2 separate regions of the Homo sapiens genome follow, and region 2 is linked to region 1. A link is an interaction called in ENCODE POLR2A ChIA-PET data of the cell type or tissue named here. Cell type or tissue: PC-9. All regions are shown on one strand. Links, peaks and the distances in the headings refer to the core of each region. The heading gives the core; the rest is flanking DNA.

The links. ChIA-PET counts read pairs that join two places held together with the same protein. Peaks named below come from ENCODE experiments on the same cell type or tissue, not always from the same donor. Only the 100,000 strongest peaks of a DNase experiment are listed, where the experiment ranks them.
Region 2: POLR2A ChIA-PET joins it to region 1 with 10 read pairs; 2 of 35 experiments call an interaction of 5 or more read pairs at or near these places.

The regions. Positions count from the first base shown.
Region 1 is chr1:110,520,573-110,528,836 of GRCh38, reverse strand. LOC124904292 (a long non-coding RNA gene) reads right to left here and starts at 3,384. Exons shown (of 2, transcript XR_007066353.1): 1 at 3,318-3,384; 2 at 2,010-2,370. In PC-9, for the core only: CTCF peaks have their summits at 3,958 and 4,159 (motif pointing left); a DNase peak (open chromatin) is centred at 3,456; H3K27me3 peaks cover 7,553 bases.
Region 2 is chr1:110,215,311-110,223,635 of GRCh38, reverse strand. KCNC4 (potassium voltage-gated channel subfamily C member 4) reads right to left here. Exons shown (of 4, transcript NM_001039574.3): 2 at 1-672. Among named protein-coding and RNA genes, the nearest start is that of KCNC4, 9.2 kb to the right of the region's middle. In PC-9, for the core only: no CTCF peak of the experiment used is centred there; no DNase peak of the experiment used is centred there.

The sequences.
Region 1 (8,264 bases), core at 1-8,000:
CAACACTTAGCCACAGGGCTTGCTTGCCTCACCCTGGGCTGGCTGTTCAGGGAAAGAAAGGCAAGGAAGAAAGTATGGTGGGCAACAGCCAGGTGGAGTAGGGGCCAAGTCCACTCCCCACTCCAGTTCCCTGGTGGATGCTACATGTGTCCACAGATGCTAAAGTTGGCTGCAGACAGCAGATGAGGCCAAGGTCCCACCACAACCTGGGAGACAGAGACACACACAGGATGTGTGCCAGGCTGGGTGTGGAGGGAATCACTGGAAGCCTTTCGCAGGAGTGACTTAACCCACCCTGGCTGTGCGGAGGAGCACTCTGGTAGCCACATAGGGAGGACAAAAAGAACTGAGGAGGCCATGGCAGCAATCCAGGCAAGGAGTGACATCTGCACAATGGCTGGCAACAGGACGGAGAAAGGGGAGAGGTGGGGCAGAGATGGGACCTCATGGAGGCAGATCCCACAGGTTTTGGAAACTGATGGGTGTGAAGGTCTGGGAGAAAGAGGCCTTTACCTGAGCAGAGAACCAGACCAGGGCACACCCTGGGGACAGGAGAAGACACTGTGAGCTCAGATAATCACAGGGGCGCCAAAGGAAGGCTCCACTTATGCTTTCACAGCCTGGCCCAGGCAAGGCAGCTGTTCCCCAGGGCAGCCAGGCCTGGGCTCCTACACACACTGTAACCAGCTTTTACATCGTGCTCGCCATGTGTCTGGTGCTGTTGTGTTTTACATTCACCCCTTTAATTATCTTGACAGCCCTATGATATAGGTATTCTCATTTTACAGATGAAGAAACTGAGGCACAAAGATTAAGTGTCTTGCACAGGGCCACAGGACTAGCTGGTTATAGAGCTGATATTGCAAACCCTGCTGTCTCCAGAGTCAATGTTTGTTAACACCGTGCTAAATAAACTGCCTCCTGGGAGGGTGAAGGGAGGATGTTGGGAAGGGATGAGGCAAGTTTAGGTAAATTTATCAGTGGTGAATTGCAGCATGTTATTGAGAAAAATCAGAGAAGCACCTTGGTTCAGAAAGGCTCCTCATCAGTGGGCAAACCTGGCTCAGGGCTGGTGAATCTATCCCCTGTGTTTTCATGAGCATTCTGACATCTGTTATCTCACATGGGCTTCAGACCTATTCATTCAACACAGATGTTTTTAAGAACCTTCCATACAGAGTATCAGGGGATAGTCTGCAGGGCAGATGTTTCCATGACTGTTTTAAAGATGAAGGAACTAAGATCTAGCAAGCTAACGTGACTCCCCTAAAGCTACACAGCCGGCAAGAAGCAGAGGCAAACCTGAACTCATGTCCACAGACTCCACATCCCATGCTCTCCAGCTGATAAACTGGCTTCATGAAAACTGGTGGCTGAGGGCCAGGTGGCAAGAGTGGAGTGTTAATTAGAAATGTCCCCTACCTTACAGTTTCATCTAAAATAATTCCTTCTTACATTCCTGGGAATGGGTAAAAACAAACCCATATTTCAGGGGATGGGAAGGAGAGGTTTCACAGGAACAAAAACCCCAGCACACTACTGCTAATCTGCCCTTCCCCATCCCATACCCCACAGCTGAGCTGAGCTGGTCAAGAAGGAAGCTTGGTGGGGCTCTGTCGAAGCCCCCTCAGGGAGCAGCAGCTGGATACAGGGTGAGAGGCTGAAACTGGGACCTAGTTGAGGACAGGGCATGGTGAGTGTATGGAGAGTGTTCAGCTCAGCCCCAGCTCTCTGCAGTGTCCCTCCTGGCTCCACACCTCCCCAAGGACCTGCTTAGCAAGGCTGACACCCAGAACTCTGCAGAAGGCCAGCCCAAAACTGCAATGAGCTTCCCACTTTCCAAAGTCCGAAGGGTAAATACCCACGATAGACTTGAGCAGAAGCTGCATTGCTGAAGGTGCAGGTACTGATGGAACCAGCCCCTCAGCTACCAACCACCATGTATAGACAGAACCTGTAGGAAGTTCTTCAGGCTTCCAGACCCATTACTTCTTTGTTGTCTCTCCCAGTATCCAGAAACTGCATTTATTACCATCAGAGGCAGATGCTCCCTTCTCTCCAGAGCAAACAAGAAGGCAATATGGGGACTTGATGGTGCACAAAATCAAGAGGTCCAGGAAAAAGAACCCAGGAGTCCTGCCTCCCAGTTGGCTTCCAGAGCAAAAGTATTTCACCCAGTGTTGGGAGGCAGCTGTTCCAGTCTCCATGGTTCATAGCAGTTAAATTGTAAGCTCTTACATTCCTGCAGGAATGAATTCTTCCGTGATTGTTCTTTTCAGCATCGCTGCTGCTGCTCGGGTTTTAAATGAAAGAACTCTTGCTTGCATCATTTCATCCCTTTAGGAAGATAGATTTGTCCTTGAGCAGTCCCTGCAGGGAGAGAGACAGACTGCCCACACTGTGCCCATCGACACTCTAACAAGGAAGAGAGTCACGTGACCAGCTTTCTGTGCCCCCTCCAGCCCTCCTTGTCTTCTTTCAATTGCTCCAAGTAACAGAACATTCTCCTGTTCTGAGAGGCAGAGAGACTAGATGGGAGAAGGGGGTGTCAGGGCACACCTGGAACAGAAACATCTGTGCAACGTGGGTGGTACTGGGGAGTGCAAATTTGTGCATGGGAACCCTCTCATGCGTGCCTGCATATTTACGCCAGCACGTGTCTATCTCTGTCTTCAGGTATCTTGGTAATTGTATGTGCAGCATGGATATGTCCGTGACTGTGTGAGAAGACTCACATAGCCATGCTGGTGTGTGCCTGAGTGTGTCTGTTGTGGCTATTTGTGTGTCTGTATGTTTGTGTTGCATGTGTGTCTCCATGTCTCTGTGTATGTGTGTGGGCACTGCCCCTGGCTGAATGACAGTAGGCCACACGTGGTAGTGGATCTGCTGTTGTGGGACTGTGACAGAAACGTGAGTTTGAGTCACAGCTTTATAACGTAGTGACTGAAGGACTGTGAGCCAATCACACAGCTTTCTGGACCTCAGTTGTCTTATTTGCTAAATGGGGGTAATAATCGCCACCTTCCTTAGGGCGCATCGTGAGGCTCACATCCTGTGTGGAACTGTGTGGTCAGCAGGAGTGTAGGTAACCGAGTGACCACCTCACCCCTCACAGCAGGACAGGAGGAAGCAGCTTCACCACAGACAGAGGGGCTTAGAGCACGGGCCGTACAAGTTCTACCCAGCCTCTGATGGCCCAGGCACATCGGTCCCCGAGGCCTTCCCCTTACTGACCATGCCTGTCCCAGCAGGCTCAGCATCAGCATGGACAGCCTCTGAAAGGGCCTGGCTGCCATACTAGTAAGGGTGAAACTCACCCATTTTACCGTTGGCAGGACAGGAAAAGGAGGAATGGCCATCCCCACCCCCATGGTCCCTGACCGGGCCCAACTGATAGCAGCTGCCAGCATTTGCTGAGTGCCTACTGCACGCTGCGTGCTTTCTATGTGACATCACTTTCCCACCACACCCTTTCCAGGGAGGTGCTAGCAAGGCTACTGTAAAGACGAAGAACCCTAAGTGAAGGGAGCATAAGTAACTTGTTCTCTGTCACGCAGACACTAAGTGGCCAAGCCAGGATTGGGAGCTGGCCCTCCTGTCTGCCCCCAGAGCCTGTGCTCCTGACCAGGATGGAGAGCCTGCCTCAGGCTGGATGAGGGGCAGCCCCCACACCCAGCCTGCTGACCTCCCCACTGAATTCAGGTCTCCTGACGGACGCTGCTCTCAGTTTCCAGCTCTACCCTTTCCATGGCCCTAAGGCTGACATCGCCACCTCTGCTTTCCACTCAGAAAGGCTGGAGGAGCTGGGCACTCGAGGGACCAGAGGGGCTACAGTGAGCAGCAGAGCCAGCGAGTCTTGCCTAAGACCCCATCTTACCATTCCCTGGTTGGGGAAACTGAGGTTCTTGGAGAGTGAGGCAACATAATCCCGACCACGTGAGACAGAGAGGTACAGAATCCACACTCTTCCGGCCGGGCCGTGGTTCAGCATGAGCCGAAGAGATGGGGCTTGGCTCTAAGAGGGGCAGAGACCAGAAAGGGTGAGGTTTGAGAGCCACTCACTGGGGAGAATCTGCAAGACCTGAGGCCTGGCCGACCCTAAAGTGAAAGAAAAGCGGCATCAAAGAGGTAAGTAAAGGGTCCTCGGAATGGCCCAGGGATTGCTTCCAGCAGGACAGCAGCGCCCTCTTCTGTCCAGTCACAAGAGGTGTCACGGTTTGCGTTTCACCCCCACCTTCCTTCAGTCCTTCACTCATTTGCTCAAGGACCGGAGAGCCAGGCCCACCTGCCCACCCCCTCATCCTCCTACCTGCTTCCAGCCCTGCGACATCTGAGCTCCCTGTCACCGGGGCCTTGGGGCCCTGAGATGCAGTACACACTGTTGTCTTTGCATGATTACTTATTTCAACCATTCTCTGACTAAGGAACAGCTGCTGCCTCACCTGAATGTGTAGGAGGTGTTGGAGTTGCTAGGCAACCAAAGTTGACCCATGGGGAAAGGCCATGGAATGGGTTCTGGATACTGCCTGCTTGGTATAGCTCTGTGACCTTGAAAAGCCAGGTCCACAGCCCTGACATTAGCCACAGATGTCTGCAGGTCTGTTCTGGGAGAAGCACAGGGCTGAGCCCCTCCCCATGCCCTGCCTGCAGGAAGTGCCTGGTCCAGTCAGAGAAGAGGTTACCTGAACCATAAAGCCTCATCCTCAGTCTGGCTGCCAACATGAAGAGCTACAGGGCTCAGGAGGGGCAGTTGGGATGGCTGAGGTCTGTGTCACGTGGGCAGGGAAAGCTTCCCAAAAAAGATCAGCTCCCATCTATGGGATGCCTACTGCATGCCAGGCAAAGTTCTATACACTATCTCATTCTTTCCCCCAAGAATCCAAAAGAAAGGTATGATTAGACCCAGTTAGAGGGGAAGAAAGCAGAGTTCACAGAGGTGGTGATGTGCCTAAGGTCACATACCTAGTGGGTAAAAAGATGGGATTCAAACCCAAGCCTGTCTGGCTGTTAGGGAAGGGCAATGAGCAGAGGTCAGAAGATGGGAAAGCATAGGGGTCTCCGGGACAGTGAGGGGGCCAGCCTGTTCCCACATGCCAGATGCTGAGGGACCCAAAGATGACAAAGTTCTAGGAGATAAAACATGAATCAAATAAAATGCCGAGAAGGAAATGTAGACAACTTCCAGGGGGTGCTCAGAAGGGCAAGAGTGCCTTCACCTGGAGTCCTTAGAGAAAGCTTCACCTTCAGGTGAGGTTAGAAGTGAAGTATGCAGGTGGCAGGACCTGCCCACATGGTGGCCTGGAGGGAGGAAAGTACAAGTATGTTCAGCAAGGAAAAGAGATCTGTTTCAGCCAGGTGCACTGTCTCAGCACTGTGCCAGGCAAGCACAGAGATTACATGTAGAATCGGACGTTATGGAAGACTCTTGAACGTCATGATCATTTCAGCTATGGGTGAGAGTTCAGCCTGGTGTAATGGCAATTCCATCAAGGCCCTGGATCACTGGGCAGATCAAAAGATCTAAGACTCAAAGGGTGTCACGCAGAGCAGACTCCAGGCCCCTGCCTGTTGCAATGGGAGCCAGTCCCCAAATAACCCCAGCTCTGAAGTTACAGCTTCATCAAGTGACTCACCCCACCCAAGGCGTCCGTCTCCTTCCAGAGTGTGGGACAGAGTGGGGGCAGCCCAGACTGTGAGTCCAAGGGGCAGAAACAACTCTGATCTTGACTCTTATGAAATACTAATTATAGTACAAAAGCCTATTGAAAGAGTGAAACCCTTCCAGAGAAGCAGATATTTTCCAGTGCAAATAGAGGCTTCTCTCCCACCACTAAACAGACAAAATGCCCAGCACCAAGCTGAGAGAGCCAGCCTGCCATGGCCCGGGGCGTCCTTGACATTGTGCACATCTCTGAGAGAGGGTAAAGTGCCCACAGCCTGATCTGCAGGGATACAGCACTGCTGGGTGGTCTCTGGGCACCAAGACTGACCCTGGGCTCCAGGGTACATTCATTCTTTCTAAACAGTTTTCTGAGCTCTTGCAACATGAGCAGACATGGTGCTGGGCACCGTAGTGAGCACTATGCAAGAGTAATCCCCTCTTTCCACATGACCCATGCAGTTTACAGAGCATCATACCATCCCCTTTGGTCCTTGCCGAAATCTTGAGGAATCATTGGCAAACCATGCACTTTTATTTCTTTTGTTTGTGTGATTGCCTTTTTTTTTTACAGATTTGTTGAAATACAATGACGCACACTAAACTTAGAGTGTGCTACTTGATAAGTTTTGACTAGTGTATAGACTTGTGAAGCCATCACAAAATCAAGATAAGAAGCATAAACTTCACCCCTACAATCTTGAGCCCCTTTGTAACTCTGCCCTCACCCTCTCCATCCTTATCCCCAGGCAATTGCTGATCTGCTTCCTGTCATTCTAGATTAGTTTGCATTTTCTAGAATTTCATATAAATAGAATTATTCTATATGTGTATCCTTTTTATCTAGCTCCTTTGACTCTGCATATTTTCTTATTACAGATGAAAAAATGGAGTCTGGATGAGGTAATGCAAGCAGTCAGTAATCACAGAACTGTAGAGGCAATGCAGGTGTCCTGGCCCTGAGCCCATGCACCAACCGCCACCCCTCATTCATTCATCACTCATTCATTCACTCACTCACCAGAGATGAATTGCGCACATAGGTGGGCTAGCCAAGTGGTGCATAAGACAGACATGTTCCCTGCCTTCATGAGCTTACAACTCTTCATTCATTCATCCATTCACCTACTTAGCAAGCAGGTGCTTAACAAATAATCACTCTACATCCACAGGATACACTGTTTGAAACTGGCACTGCCCCACTACCTCCAACACCACCCTGACCCTCATCAGCCACCCTCCTATATGCAACTTTGAGCTGGACACTGGGGTGACGCAGGTGGGATTGTAGGGGAATCCTGTCCTCCAAGACCAAGCAGGCTGATAGGAAAAGCTCTGCAAAACACAGTCATGCATCCTGAAAACTTACAAGAGAGCTGAAGAGTGAAGGCTGATCCCCTGGAAGCTGGTGCTCCAAACTGAGGACAAAAGTGAGCATCTACACAAGCAGGCTAGCAGCACAGGGAGACAGAGGGCTCTCTCAGACACTGGCCAGGGCAGGCTCCTGGGACAAGGTAGGATCTGAATAGTTCCCAGATGGGCAGGGAGGAATAGATGATGGAGGAAGGGAGGGGGAGTAAAAAGCATATGAGAAGCAAGAGCAAAACAAGGATGAAGGCATGGAGTCAGGACTGGGCTGAGCAGAAGGGGAGAATAGTGAGCTGAGAATTCCTCCTGCAGTTCTTTACGTGAAACATGCTTTCTACAAGCATGTTATATTGGGTTTATGTGTGGAGCAGAGGGGAGGAAAACGTAAAGGGAGATTTTTGTCATTTTACAATTTACAATTACAATTTACAAAGTGCTTTCACTGTTACTACCTTATTTAGTTCTCAGTATAATCTTTGAGATGGGAATTACTATTATTTTTACCCATTTTATAGATTAGAAAGCTGAGTCATAAAATCCAATGATTTGCTTTAAAATATACACTCCTAAGTGGTGGGGCAGAGCCTCACACCAGGTCCTTGTCCTCAAGACGGTTCTCTTTTCTCTTTGTTTTAATGATTAACATTTGCTACTAATGGGGCAGGTGGAGCCGCCTGCACAGCACACTTCTGTAGACCACGGAATATGCTGTTTGACCTTGGCACTGTCTGCCACCTCCTCACCATCAGACCCTCATCAAACACCCTCCTACCTGTCACTTGACCTGGGGGTGGAAGTGACAAAGAGGAACCTAGGAGGCAGGGAGAAGGGAAATGGCCTGGCTCCCAAAAAAGGAAGTTAATTATTTGGCCAAAGAAGCTCTCCCTAATCCCCAAATGCTTTCTGCTGCTGGCCTCCAGAGAAGTTCCTGATAAGGGTCACTCTAGCCTTGGCTAGAACCATGGAAGTGGTTCCCAAACCTTGCCCAAAGCTCACTGATGGTACTCATTCCTCTCAGAAAGCGGGACTGATTCACACCTGGAAGATAATCATCAGGGAGCACCATCTGCGGTCCAAGACCCCAAAGGAGAAAATGGTGCTCCGAAGACATGAGATCAACACAGAGCTGGAGTCCCCCACCCACAGCCATCCAGCTGCCAAGCAGTTCAGGACAAGGCCCCCAAATCATCATGCGAATTACTGTGAAGCTACATTTCTCCAGGGCTTTACCATGTAC
Region 2 (8,325 bases), core at 222-8,221, 310 kb after region 1:
CATGCCTGACCACGTCTTGGGGTACATGTCTCCGTAGCCCAGTGTCGTCATGGTGACCACAGCCCACCAGAAGCCAATGGGGATGTTCTTGAAGTCGGTGTGGTCATTACCCCGAGGGTCGGAGGGCCTGGCCCCAATGCGCTCAGCGTAGTAGATCATGGTGGCAAAGATGAGCACACCCAGGGCCAGGAAGATGATAAGCAGCAGGAACTCATTGGTGCTGGCCCTCAGGGTGTGGCCCAGCACGCGTAGCCCCACGAAGTGGCGTGTGAGCTTGAAGATACGCAGGATGCGCACGAAGCGCACCACGCGCAGGAAGCCCAGCACGTCGCGGGCCGCCTTGGATGACAGGCCGCTCAGCCCCACCTCCAGGTAGAAGGGCAGGATGGCCACAAAGTCGATGATGTTGAGCAGGTTCTTGACGAAGTCCAGCGTGTCGGGGCAGCACACGATGCGCACCAGGAACTCCAGTGTGAACCACAGCACACATACGCCCTCGATGTAGGTCAGGATGGGCTCTGTCTCTACCTCCCGCCGGAAGTGCACGCTGGTGATGTTCCCTACGCGGAGGATCTCTGTCACGTTGCGGTCGATATTAAAGGCCTCATGGGTCTCCAGGCAGAAAGTGGTGATGGAGACCAGGATGAAGAAGAGAGAGGCAAAGGCCACTACCTATGGGCAGGGGAGGAGAGCAGGGGGCAGCTGTCAGACAGGGATGGATGGGCCCAGCTGGGGACGTGGACTTCTGCATGAAGGTTACCAGGAAGGGCATTCCAGAGTGAGAGGTGGGATTAACGTATGGAGTCAGGGCTGGAAGTCCCTCCTCAGAGGGTCTTTATCCATATGCTTGGGGGCTCTCGGGCAATGTTTCCCAATCTTTGTCACAAAAGATAGAAGCTGCTCTTGGCTGGAAACACTGGTCAGGTATCTACAGCTGCTAGACCTGCCTTTGATAGCTCTGCCCACCTCTGACCCATTTGCATTTTAAGGCTTCTCAAGCTGCAATGGGAATCTTGTTACAATGCATTCCTGATCCAGAGGCTTGGGGCAGGTCCTGTGATTCTGCATTTGTAATAAGCACTCAGGTGAGGCTCTGTCCATGCACCACAGTTGCAGTAACTGGGCTTTAAGGCAATGGTCCTCAAAGTATGGTCCTGGACCAGAAGCATTAGGTCTCTGGTCCTTTGGTTAGAAACACAAATTTCAAACTTGACCTAAAGCTACTGAGTGAGAAATGCCAAGGGTAAGATCCAGCAATGTTTTAACAAACCTTCTAAGTAATCCTAATGCACACTAGTTTGAAGTCCACTGTATGAAGGAATGCTCCGAGGCAGGTTGCTGCAAGGAATGACCCTGGACCACTTTCTGCTGGCTGAGCCTATTATCCATAGTCTCTTCTCCTGCCTCTCACCTTAGGATGTCCCCGCTGACTGCCTAGATGGTGAGGAAGCCCCTAAAGGCAGACAACATGCACCATGGCAGTTGAGAGGGTGGTCTGGTCAGAAGAACCAGTCTCACTCCTTCCCACAAACTGACATTTCCTGGAACTCTGAGCTCCAAAGAAAAAGGAACCATACGCATCAGCATCAGAGTGGCAGGGGCTGATCTCGACAGCTGCTGGGATCTCGGCTAGAAGGATGACAGCAGCACTCGGCAGAGGAACGGCGGCTGGGTTTAAGTGTCCAATCATTATGAATGGAGATGAAATGCATGTGTAATAACACCAATTATGGAGGCTTCATGTGTTATTCATGCCGTGCCATCCACCACTGTCAGGATGCCCACTGATGGGGTCCAGTCTCATGCCTCCTGCTGCCGCCTGTCCTGCACGATGGCTGGACTGGGCTTCCTCCTTGACCAGACGGCTGAGCCTAAATAGGTGGGTAAGGGAGGTCTGTGGCCTCATGGTACCATTTGGTAATCCCCATGCCTGCCTGACCTACCCTGACTTCCACCTGGCTGTGTGGACAGGCACTGGCATGTGCCCGTCCCCTGTCCAGTGAGGACTCAGAGAGGTTTTCCTCCCTGGGAGTCTGCACTGGGATGGGGAGGGCATACCTTGTTCTTAGTACTGCAAAACACCAATGAAGAATACAAGGGGACCTGGGAAAATGAAGCAAGCAGCAGCACCTCCAGGGCTACTGGAGCAGGAGCAAGTTTGAGGGGGAAAATCTGGGAATGAACAGTTATCAGCTGTCTCTTCTGTGCCTGGTACTGTTAAGCACTCTGTATATGCTTCAATCGCCTTCAATCCTCCCAATGACCCTGTGAGGCACGCCTCATCATCCCATTTTATGCAGGATGAACTGAACATCAGAGACGTTACATACTTGCTTAAGGTCACACAGCCTGGAAGGGATGAAAACCAGATTTGAACTCAGAACTGTTTAACTTCAAAGGCTGTACCTTTTCGTCATACCACAGTGTTTTCACCACCTCCCAGGCAGGGTCAATTCACAGGCCTGGGAAAGCCATCTCTGAATCACTGATCCTGTTCCCAGTTAGCTCCCTGATGACTGCTATTTCACCCGTGGGAAAGTGTGCCTCAGGCTTAGGACAGGTCCCCCATCACACACCTCACTGTACCTCATTCGCACTTTAACTTGGATGGGTTGATCAGAAACAGCATGGAAGGAGAAGGCTAGGTCCAGGGGGTGAATGGAGATGAAATGCATGTGTAATAACAATTACACAGACACACTTTCCCAATTTTACGACACTGCTGGAGTTTTTCCTGCTTGCTTCTCCCCTGTGAAGGTAAATTTAAGTTCCTTTTCTAGCCTCATTCTTCCTCCTCTGAGAAAGGGGCTGCCAAGTCAATACAGGCTGATATGGGCATTAAGTAAATGGCTCCAGCCTGTGGGCTCTCCATGGCCATCCCTAGGTGGGCTGGCAAAAGTGCCTGTCCGTGGCCGTGGCCATGCCAGGAGTCCAGTCCTGGCACCACCCTCTCTCCTGAAAAACAGAGTGGTTGAGGTAAGGGGCAGGGACAGCATATCCCAATTCTGCCAGGAACCATGGGAAGCAGAAGCTGGCTCTCTGAGGAAAAGTTAGCCAGGAGAGTAGGCCCACCTGGGAAACTGAGCGTGAAGTTAATTAGTGACTTGGAAAAACAAGTTCAGGAAGAGCTGCCAAGAGGGTGAGCAGAGGGAGGGAGGGAGGGAGGGCGGCATGGCCCCGGCCATCCTCTCATAGCAGGGCCAGGGAGCCTGCCTTGCTACCCTCCTCAACTGCCACCACCATGGGCTCATTCTGCAGCAGGCAAGAGAGTCCTTCAGGCCCCGTGGGCACCAGCCACATCCTGGATTAGGGAACAACCCCCTGGATTCCTGTCTGTCCATTCACCTTTGCTTTTTTTCAAAACACAGAACTGTTCCATCTACTATTAACTGCTACCCCTCACCTCCACCCTGAGAAGAGGAGGGGAGCTAAAGAGTGGTCATGTGTGCCCATTTTTTAAGTGAAATAGAGGCACAAGAGAGGGCAGATGATTTGCTCAGGATCACACTGAGGCCAAGTCTCCTGACTCTCAGCTCAAAGCTCTTTCCAATTGGCCCCTCTGACCGAGCAGGTAGGTATAATCCCCTCCTCCTTTGTTGAAACCTTGGTGGGGCCTCAATCTCCACTGTGGCCTCTCCAGGGCTGGGGCAGCAGGCACTCAGCAGGCCCCAAGAAGCCCTCACTCCCCAAGGAGACAGAGATGCGGCCTGAGCTGTGGCACCTTGCTCCAGGTGGGTCCTGAGGTTACAGGTTCCCCTTCAGGGCCCAAATTATTCCTTTCTGCCCTATGTTGCTCCCCAAACTGAATTATTTCATAAGTGGTTGACCCTGCTTGCAAATGGTGCTTTTCACCAGGCCTTTTCACCTGTCCACACTGTGTATCCACTGTGTATCCCTGTGGGCAGGGATACACAGCTCCCTTGACTAGGGCTTCCTAGCACTAAAGGGGGCCAAGGGAAGAAGAGGTGGTTGCAGCAACACCACCCTGCTTAGAGGCCAAAGCCTCAGCCTTGAGCCTTCTATTCATTCCCCACTGGACCATCCTGCCATCCTACAGAGCTGGCAGTGGAGATCCGAGCCTCCCTCTCATGGGCCCCTGTGCTGACAGACTAAGGGCAGAGAACAGCTAAGGAACCCTACACTAGAAGCCTTGGGCCCGGGTTTAGACTTCCGGGATTCCTCATCCTGGCCCTGCCACTCAACCAGGTAAATGAATGGTAACTTCTGCACCTGTTTCCTCTATATAAAATGGGGACAGTACTAGTACCCCCTTCACAGTGTTACGGTAGGATTAAATGAGCTTCTACATGGTAAATGCCTGGCACCCAATAGGTGCTCCATAAAATGGAGATAAGAGTTGAGGAGGGTTAGGGTCCTCTGCGTGCAGCTTTTGAAGGTGAGCCGAATCTGGAGCCAAAATACCACAGAATCTTTGCTTTTTAGAAGTGAAAAACGGAGACTGAGAAAGTTATCCAGTTCAACTCCATTTCTGCTGTTTTACAGATGAAGAAACTGAGGCCCAGGGAGGAGTGCTTGCTTGTCCTGATTTTCATGGCTGAAGCTGCTAGTTCTTTCCACCACAAAGGGCATGGATTCTGCTGGAAGGCAAAACTTCCCAAGTAGAAAACTGCCGGTGAACTGGCTCCACCAGGGGCAGCTCCTCTCCTGCTGGGAGGATGCAGGAGGGTCTCAGCACCCTGGACAGCAGGCTCCCATCCTCTAAGCAGGAGAGCGCCTCTCCTCCCAACTCCCTGCGCCCCCTGGGCTCCTGTGTCCTGTTGAAAACTCACCCCTCTCCAAAGGCCCAGTTGTTCAGCCCTATTACCATCCTCCTCCACCAACCCCACCGTTGGACTGTCCCTAGAAATGTAAAGCCACACACTTCTGGGTTCAAGTTGGGCTCTGCTACTGACTGCATATGAGACCTGCATGAGTTCCTTAACCTCTCCAAGCCTTAAGGTCTTCATTTATAAAGTGAAAAAGGGAGCGCCTACCAAGTACAAGACACCGTGTTTGGGAAAATACCAGACAACCACCCTTGCCCCGGGACCTTACATTCTAGTGGAGGCCGACTTTAACAAATAAACAAGCAAAATACACAGTATGTCAGGTGGTCTAAGGGTTATGAAAAAAAATAAAGAGAAAAAGGAGATAACGGGTGGGAGGATAGGGGAGTTGTTTCCAATAGAGAGGTCAGGTAAGGCCTTAATGACAAGGTGACACCTGAACAGCCCTGAAGAGTGAAGGAGTGAGTCATACGAAGAACCGGAGAGTTCGAGGCAGAAGGGATGAGTAGTGCAAAGGTCCTGAGGCTACAATCTGCTTGCTATGTTTGAGGGGATGAGGGTAGTATCTACCTGGTACAGTTGTTTTGAGGATGCAAAGAAATGATACTTGTAAAACTCAGCACAAAGCCTAGAGCATTCCAGGAATCTGGCACAGGCTGGGTCGAGGGGAGAGGTGACAGACACCAATCATTGGGAACTGCATACAATCAGCGGGGGCAGGGGAGGAGAGCCCAGGAAGAAGGGCCAGGGAGACAGATGGACAGATAAACATAAGGAGACTCAGGCCCAAAAACCTATATTAAGGATGAAGTGTAGGAGAAGGGAAAATTGAGAACACAGCCAAAGACACTGGCAGAGTAAGATCTGTGGGGATGGGGTGAGGGACTGAGGGACTGAGCCTTCCAGGGAAGCAAGATCCTTGTGCCCAGGCAGTGCTGGAAGACAGTGGGGCAGTCCCGGGGGTAAGAGGCAGGAAATGAGAAGGTCTGCCAAACAAAGCATCTCTGAGCTATCCCTGGCTCCTGGTTGAGGGCCCGCACTAAGGCCTAGGTCCCAGCAGAGAAACATCCCCTCCTCTCCCCTCCATGGGTGCCCCTAGGAACAGGACCTGGCCCTGCCCCCACCCCATGCTGAGCCAGGACCTTCTGGTCCCAGTGTCCAGAACCCACCTCTACCTATGCTCACCCTCCGACGAGCCAGCACTTGGGGCCTCTCAGGGCCTCTGGGTTGCCCAGAACGGATGAGTCCCTACCCCAGAAGGAATTCAGTCTAGCCCGGATCACTATCCAAGAACCCGCTATTCAGTCAAATGGAATTCCTGGTTATTGCCCACCCAGGCCCCACACTGTCCAAGCTCTGCTTGAGCTGGTCACCTGACCAGAAAATTCCCCCTTTCCCTAACGCTGCATATGGTTTAGCTCTACCCACATGGAAATTTTATTTATTTATGTATGTATTTATAATGTGACTCTTTGAAAAAATTATTTAAGGCACTAAGTCAGTATCCTACAAGGCCCACCCAATTCAACTTCTAGTTCCTTGTGGAAGCCTCTCTGAACACCTCCTACACCTCATCCCACGTAGAGGTGGGATTTATTGATTCCTCCTCTCACTTCCTATTGAACTTTATTTTCTTACGACTCCTGTGGCACCTCTCATGATCCGTCTTGTATTACTGTTGCCATTTCTTGTCACCTAATTTCCCTTGACTGCCACTTACTCTACCCGACTTGGCTTTTGTCAGGAGCATGGCCCCCTCTGACTCATCTTTGGATTTCTAGAACCCCACATGTGTATGGTAAGTACGCAGTAAGTGTTTTCTGAATGACTGGGGCCAAGGTGACCCCCTGCTCTCTCTCCTGGTCCTGATGAGCCTGTCAGAAGAAGAGGTCATCAGCTCCACTGACTGGGACAAAGTGACAAGGGTATATGCCCAGTAATACCTCTAGGTGCTGGGGCCCTAGGACCTCTGCTGCCCTCCAGAGCGAGCCAGGTCCACTTCCAGATAAGGACCCCTGCTAGGGGCCAGGTGACCACCCCTTAGCCTGAAGAAAATTCCAGCAGGGAGCAGGGCCAGAGGTCATGGCAAGTCAGTTACGCACAGGGAATGAGGGTTGCACAGAGCTCTGGTGCCCAGCATCCCAGGCTGACACTGCCCATGGGTGGGGGTGAAGGGCCCAGGGTCTCCTACCCTCAAGGCCAAGCTGCCTGGCTCTGCTCCTGCCTGCCTGCTCTTCCCCCGAGTCTCCAAAATAGCTCGTTTACTTTCTCCCCTTCCCTACTCCACACCCCACCCCTAATGTGACAACCAGAAACACCTCAGCATTCAGAGACAAGATGTTCAGAGACAAATGTTGATCTGTTCAGAACAAGAGAAGAAAACAAACCCAAGAGGAAACTGGGAGGATGCCCTGCGGGCAGGGCCTGCAGGGAGTCCTGCAGCCTTCAGCCTGGCCCCTGCCTGCTCCTCAGGAAGGAGGTGGAGGGGCTGCCCCGGGCAGGCTTGGCACTGCCCTCCTGGGGAGCTCAGAAAGCCAGGGTACTGCCCTCCTGGGCTCAGGTTCCTGGTTCACCCTAGCTCAGAGGGCACAGCATCAGTGAGTCCTGGCCCTCACTTTAAAGCCTGTCGTGATCACTGACCTGTCCCCCAGGCAATGCCCGGACCAGAGAAGCCAGGGAACTTCAGAAGCGGGCAGGCAGGAATGCAGCTCTGCTCCTTTCCTAGAAGGCCTTGGTTTCATGCTCTGCCTGGGCCAGGGAGCTTCCCTTAGTCTTTTCTCCCAGCCACGCCTCCCTTCATTTTTCCTATGGAAATCCCACAGTGAGAAGAGAGGTTATCCTTGACCAATTCTGGGGAGTGAGAAGTAAAGGAACAGATAAGAGCAGAGTGGAGGAAGAAGCTCTCCAGTGAGGGGCCACCCTCTGGAAACCAGAGATCCTCTCTGGGCAGGAGCCAGAGGCCATAGGAGGAGCACAGACTTAGATTGATGAGACCTAGGTTTGGATCCTAGTTCTACCACAAGTGGTGCGACCTTGAGAAAGCCCCACCAGGCCTGTTTCCTTATCTGTATACTGATACACAGATGTTAACAATATCTGCCTCACCTAGGCCAGATGAGTAGTAGCAGAAAGCACAGGCCAAGCCTCCCACATAGTAACTGACACTTAACAAAGGGGAAGACCCTGCTGGAGCTGCCTTCCTGGAGCAGGGAGTTCCTGTGGGTCCCCTCCTCTACTCAAAAGGGAAACATCACAGGAAAAATGTGCTGATTTAGCCAAAGGAGAGGAACTGTAATCCTTAATAAGGCTGATAGCTGAGCTAAAGCCAGCCCTGCCCTGGAGACCTTGGAGACTAGGGTAGGGGAAGGGCATCCTGGCCCCATTCTCCAGGCCTCTTGTCTGCTCTCAGAAAAGAAGGTGCAGGTTTCTAAAGTTTCGGATGCTGCCAAACCTCCACTGGGCCCCCTGAGGCTGTGAAGTCTCCACGGTGAGCCTTCACTCTGCCCTGCCCCTCGTACCTGTTCCCAGCTCAGGCCAC